Regions from separate parts of the Homo sapiens genome. Here region 1 is linked to region 2. The links are chromatin contacts, found by Hi-C or POLR2A ChIA-PET in ENCODE. All regions are on one chromosome and are shown on one strand. Each heading gives the region's core, a stretch centred on a gene start or an enhancer-like site at or near the end of the contact. The rest is flanking DNA. Distances are from core to core; before and after follow the strand shown. Region 1 overlaps LINC02446 (long intergenic non-protein coding RNA 2446). Region 2 overlaps LOC105369656 (a long non-coding RNA gene).

Evidence for each region. A loop is a pair of places that touch in the nucleus more often than their neighbours do. ChIA-PET counts read pairs that join two places held with the same protein, here RNA polymerase II (POLR2A). Pooled maps may share reads with other maps.
Region 1: a loop to region 2 is called in a pooled map, with 2.0 times the contacts of the local background. The contact joins two enhancer-like sites. A Hi-C loop is called at or near these places in 5 of 50 pooled maps. POLR2A ChIA-PET finds 5 or more read pairs at or near these places in 3 of 52 experiments (GM12878, activated CD8-positive, alpha-beta memory T cell and activated T-cell).

What each region holds. Positions count from the first base shown.
Region 1 is chr12:10,555,852-10,558,697 of GRCh38, forward strand. The region is part of intron 1 of LINC02446 (long intergenic non-protein coding RNA 2446); the gene reads left to right. Among named protein-coding and RNA genes, the nearest start is that of LINC02446, 3.9 kb to the left of the region's middle. Within about 2 kb of position 1,365, at least 4 of the 41 ENCODE cell types and tissues checked have a DNase peak (open chromatin) inside an H3K27ac peak, as active enhancers do.
Region 2 is chr12:10,284,613-10,287,504 of GRCh38, forward strand. The region is part of intron 1 of LOC105369656 (a long non-coding RNA gene); the gene reads right to left. It also overlaps a transcript of KLRD1 not described here. Among named protein-coding and RNA genes, the nearest start is that of KLRD1, 22 kb to the right of the region's middle. Within about 2 kb of position 1,464, at least 3 of the 41 ENCODE cell types and tissues checked have a DNase peak (open chromatin) inside an H3K27ac peak, as active enhancers do.

The DNA of each region.
Region 1 (2,846 bases), core at 115-2,614, 270 kb after region 2:
ATCTGAAAATGACTAATTTTATATGAATATCCACATAAAGACAATAAAAATAATGATAAAATTAATAAATTTGGACATTGAGGAAAGAGACATGAAAATATCGAAGTCTTCACATTTTCATACCAGAGAAACAATCTTTACTACAAGTAAAACATATTTTTAAAAGAATAAAAGTCTAGTGACTTCAAAATCTTTATAAAAATAGTATTTCTCTTAATCTTAAAAGGGAAAACTTAGGAAATAGTGTCTTATGTTAAAGAAACATTAATTCTAAATATTAATTCATTTAGTTTAATTTTCTGCCTTATTTTCTACTAGATCCTGCTAATGTAAAATTTAATAGTTTTTTTACAATTAAAGCACAATATGTATAGTATAATCCTATTTTACTAAATGCTTTTCTGTCCTAATATTCTACTTATTCATCTGTATATATATCCAACTATAATACATTAATAGATTGTATAATCACAATGACTATTTCTTGGTTACATATAACATTTTGGATTAAAAAAAAACTTTTTCCTGTATAATTACCTGCAATTTTTCGTATAGAATCTATAATGTATTTTAAGAAGCAATTGTTTGTTTAATTAAACAAACTTTTTTAAATTTAAAAATGACTGGAAGGGTATTTAAAAGTATTTTAAGTACTCTTTAAAAGAATTTTTAAGTAATTACAAATGGTGTAATTTGTCTTCTTTGTGCTTTTATGTAACAATTTCTAAAAATATTTCATTTTGGCTTCCAGATATTTAATCTGCATGTTGTCATGCCTTTGAGAATATTGGACAAACACATTTGTAAAATTTCATGTGTCATATGTATTATCAGGTAGACACATAAAGAAGAGCACACAATAACTGGAGAACATTGTAGAGAAACTCCAGAAATGTGTTCAATAAAATATAGCACCTTAAAGCAAAAAAAAAAAAAAGATATTTTAACTCTTGGTGATTCTGAGATAAAAACAAACAAAAACACCTGTATATTTGTATCATAGATCAATTCTACATCATCTTTGATTGGAGATTACAAGTAAAATCTAAAACACATACACGCTAAACACACTCCTTACATATAAATTGTACTAGTGCACATTTAAATATATGTTTAATATGCATATATATGTTTAATATATAATGTATACCATTTGAACTTAATTAGAAAATAGTATATGTAGAGGGAAATCGATCTCTTAAAAAGTGGTGGTTAGTGTTAGCAAAAGGCATGCAGGGCTCAATAAATATTTGTGGAAAGAATGAAGGTATGAATGAACAAATGTATGTATGAATTAATATCCAAATCTAGAGAGACAGAGTTAGAGGGATAACAGCCCAGTGGTTTTCTTATTCTCAGGGTTTTTCCCTCCCTCTCTTTCATGCCCTAGCCAGGCACTCTTTTTCGATAATTTGCAAAGAAAATACTATGAAGAGTCTGAAGTAAAAGTTCACTTGTTGAACCCGATGTTTTCTTTCCCCCAGGCATTGGGAAGGGGAAGGCAGAAAAGCGGAGTGCAAAATGAAGTGGTAGTGGGTGCTAACTAACAAGAGAACCTTTGAACACGATGGGACAGAAATAAGGTCATGCATTTTCTACTATCTGTCACCTGTGGACAACTTGCCACTTCAACAGTTCTGGACACTTTTAAGCTCCCCCGAGGAGAAGATAGGAAACTTGGACACCCTGTGTGGGATTGAGAATCACAAAGGGGCAGTCTCGCACCTGGTCAAGATAAAGCTGAACTGAACTCTTCATTCACAAGTGGGATTCTCGTAAGAGGCAGGAAAGCAGGGACCGTCTGTCACTACAGACAGCAAGAAGAGGTGAACCTTAATGAGGGAAGAAAACAGATTCTATTAGGGGAAAAAAACATTTAATCAGAAAATAAGGCTCTGGAAAGAAAAGGCCAATTGGGGCTTTGTCTGAAGAAATAACAGAGTATTTTTCTGCCAGAGAAAGCAAGTCCAAGGGAGGAATTTTCAGATTGACCAAAGAGTATTGGTCTACATCATTAGTACTTTCAGTGAGAAATAACTGAAAATAAACTAGAGCAAAAGTTCCCCAGGTGTGGTTCCAGGACCAGCAACTGAAACATCACCTGGGAACTGTTAAAAATGCAAATTCTTGGGCTCTCCGCCAGAATCACTGAATCAGAAACTCTGAAATGGGACCCAATAATCAGCAGCTTAACAAGCTCTCCAGGTGATTCTTATGCCAAATAAAGTTTGAAATTCCCTGGTGCTGGCGCTGGAAGCAAATGAGTCACAGCTGTGAAGAATCCCTACCATTAATACCCTGGGTGGGATAAATAAAAATGGGAAACTAAAAAGTTAAATGATCAGAGGTTGGCTGTAGTTCAAAAGTAAGGATATACCTGAATATAAAATTCTTTCTTAACCTAAATGCAAAATGGGAATATGTTTAATCATTTATATAGCATCTCACTGGTTTTTTCCAGCTTGAGACATGATTCACAAAAATTGTATATATTTAAAATGTACATGATGTTTTGATATACATATACATTGTGAAACAATTACCACAATGAAGTTAACATAACCATGACCTCACCTAGCCACCATTTTGTGTGTGTGGGGTTAAAAACCCTTAAGACCTGCTCTTAGCAAATGTCAAGTATACAGTACCTTATTATTAACTATAGTCACCATGCTGTACGTTAGGTCTCCAGAACTTACTCATCTTCTAACTAAAAGTTTGACTAACTTCTCCCCCAGCCCCCAACCCCTGGTAACTACCACTCTACCCTTTGTTACTGTGTCTTCAACTTTTTTAGATTCCACATACAAGTGAGATCACGCAATATTTGTGTTTTGGCGTCTGGC
Region 2 (2,892 bases), core at 214-2,713:
TGTATAAACACATATATTTTAAAATAAAAACTAATAAATTTTAAAGTACATTTCTCTCCACAAATTTCAGATAAGAAATTAGGGTCTCTGGGCCAGGCACAGTGGCTCACACCTGTAATCCCAGCACTTTGGGAGGCCAAGGCGGGCAGATCACCTGAGGTCAGAAGTTCGAGACCAGCCTCAACGTGGAGAAATCCCGTCTCTACTAAAAATACAAAATTAGCCGGGCATGGTGGTGCATGCCTGTAATCCCAGCTACTCAGGAGGCTGAGGCAGGAGAATTGCTTGAACCTGGGAGGCGGAGGTTGCGGTGAGCCCAGATCGTGCCATTGCACTCCAGCCTGGGCAACAAGAGCGAAACTCCATCTCAAAAAAAAAAGAAATTAGGGTCTCTGTATCCTACACATCATTTAGTTTCCACTTAAAAGTTTTTAGATGTATGGTGAGAGAACTATATATAAAAGAACAATCTATGCCCTATTCCTGTGAGATTTCTCTTCATTATCTGGCTCTACTGATGTTGCCAGTGTACCATGCTAGCAATGTTGCATATTAACCTGGAGTAAAATATCATTTCTGTATTTTCAAAATTCTTTACTACTATTTATAAAATAAATTCTTACCTTTAGATTGTGTTGTTGCTAAAATTGAAATTTAAGTAGAGAGTCGTGTGACTGATAAAAATGGGTTCCTTCTTTTAAAAACAGTCTGTAAAACCACAGCCAGTCAAGTCACGTTTATTCTAGAAATTATTTTTGCCATATGCTAGTTTTCTTTTCCTCTCATGTGAACCATCTTTATGTCTAGTCTGAAAAATTCCTGTTACAGTCACCATTCTGTCATGATAAGGGTTCTGAAATAACTCAGGGACAAACCATTCCTTTCTTTAAGCTTCCAATATGAAATAAGTCCTTTGTGTATCAATAGTCACCAGGATAATTTTTCACATGGTTTTATTTAACATCTTTCTTCATGGTACCTTAAAGTTGTTTTTTTTGTGTGTCTTTACCTGCCCATTATTTCCACCTACAAAACACGCTATCTCTAAGCACATTATCCGAAGAAAATTCCAGTTAAAAATCATCTCATAGAAAATATGACTAGTATTTACAGTCCAGTCAATGCTTTATGATTCTTATGTTATTTTTTCTTTGTGATTGACTCTTTCCTATTCCCTCCTCTTCTCTTAACAGGTAAATATTGTCACAGCTCTAAGTTTAGTAATGTTTCCTATGTTTACACTTGCTGGAATAACAAAAATAGCGCAGCTACAGTGCTAGTGATCAGCCACATCCATGCTTGTAAACCTCAGTTCTGGTCTCTTCTCTCCTCCTTAAGCTGTGTCTTCTGCTTTTTGCCCAGGTAAATTGCTTCAACTCCCAATATTGTTTGCAACAGCATCTTACTGTTTTCGCCAGACACGCCATTTCCTCTACCCATTACCCATCCACTTTATCCCCAACATCCTGCGGCCACACCAAGACCAGTGTAGGTGTTAACTGTTATTTTAGGCAGCAGCAACTCTGTGGTTGGAAACATTCTGTACCATACGGTGTGATGTGTCAGCCACACCTGTTACACATAAAGTGTACTGATGACTGAGGTCTCACAGGGGTCCAGGGTCATATCAGAGTCCGGAGATTTCCGTGAAAGCTTAAAGTTCAGTCTGCAAACTCACTGTAACTAATAATGAATAGCTTATGTCCTATCTACCTCAATATGTTTCTTAATGGTTTTGAGCACTAATTAGGTGTTAAATACCCTATATGTTTATACATTAAACCATTCTCAGAACATATTTCCAATAAACTATTTAGTTGCATTTTACGTTTTACACATGATGGAAAAGAATCTTAAAGGGGTTATGTAACCTACTCAAGTTTACGATCTACCAAAAGCAGAATCAAACATTTGAAACTACTCACTTTTGACATCTTGTATTTAGCAGATTGAAGAAGCAGAAAGAATAATTACCTGATAAGGATTGATTAGAAATTAGTTTTGAATGCAAAATAGTCTTTGAATCATCATTTTATTTCGCTTATGGTGCTTTTTTTTTTTTTTTTTTTTTTTTTTTATAGAGACGGGATCTCACTTTGTTGCCCAGGCTGGTCCCAAACTCCTGAGATCAAGTCATGCTCCCATCTTGGCCTCCCAAAGTGTTGGAATTACAGGCATGAGCCACCGCATCTGGTCCCGTAACTGTTTACATTCAGTTTTGTTCTTATAAAGAACCTCACTGGGCACCAGGTGCAGTGGCTCACACCTGTAATCCCAGCACTCTGGGAGGCGAGGCAGGGGGATCACCTGAGGTCATGAGTTCGAGACCAGCCTGGCCAATGTGGCAAAACCCCATTTCTACTAAGAATACAACAATTAGACGGGCGTGGTGGTGCGCCTGTAGTCCCAGCTACTCAGGAGGCTGAGGCAGGAGAATCGCTTGAACCCGGGAGGCAGAGGTTGCAGTGAGCTGAGATTGTACCACTGCACTCCAGCCTGGGTGACAGAGTGAGACTCTGTCTCAAAACAAAAACAAAACCCTCTTTTTTTTTATTGTTTATCTGTTTGTGTTTTTTTGATGATTAAAAACCGTGGTGAAACTGTACCTAAAAGCAAAGATGGATATGCATTGTAAGGCACAGGTTTGAAGTTAGACAGCCATGGGAGAATGCAAGGGTATGTATGAGATTGGTATAGTCAATAAGTATTTGCTGGTATTTGTTTCATACACAAATACATGCATATATACAAATAACTCCGAATTTTTTTTTATTTAACACTCAGACCTCTCACAGATAGGTTGCAAAAAAATGTTATACAAATAATGAGAGCATTTCCTCCCATGAAACCTAACTTCAAACAAATCCAAATAAATTCTAAGTTTTAAAAAAG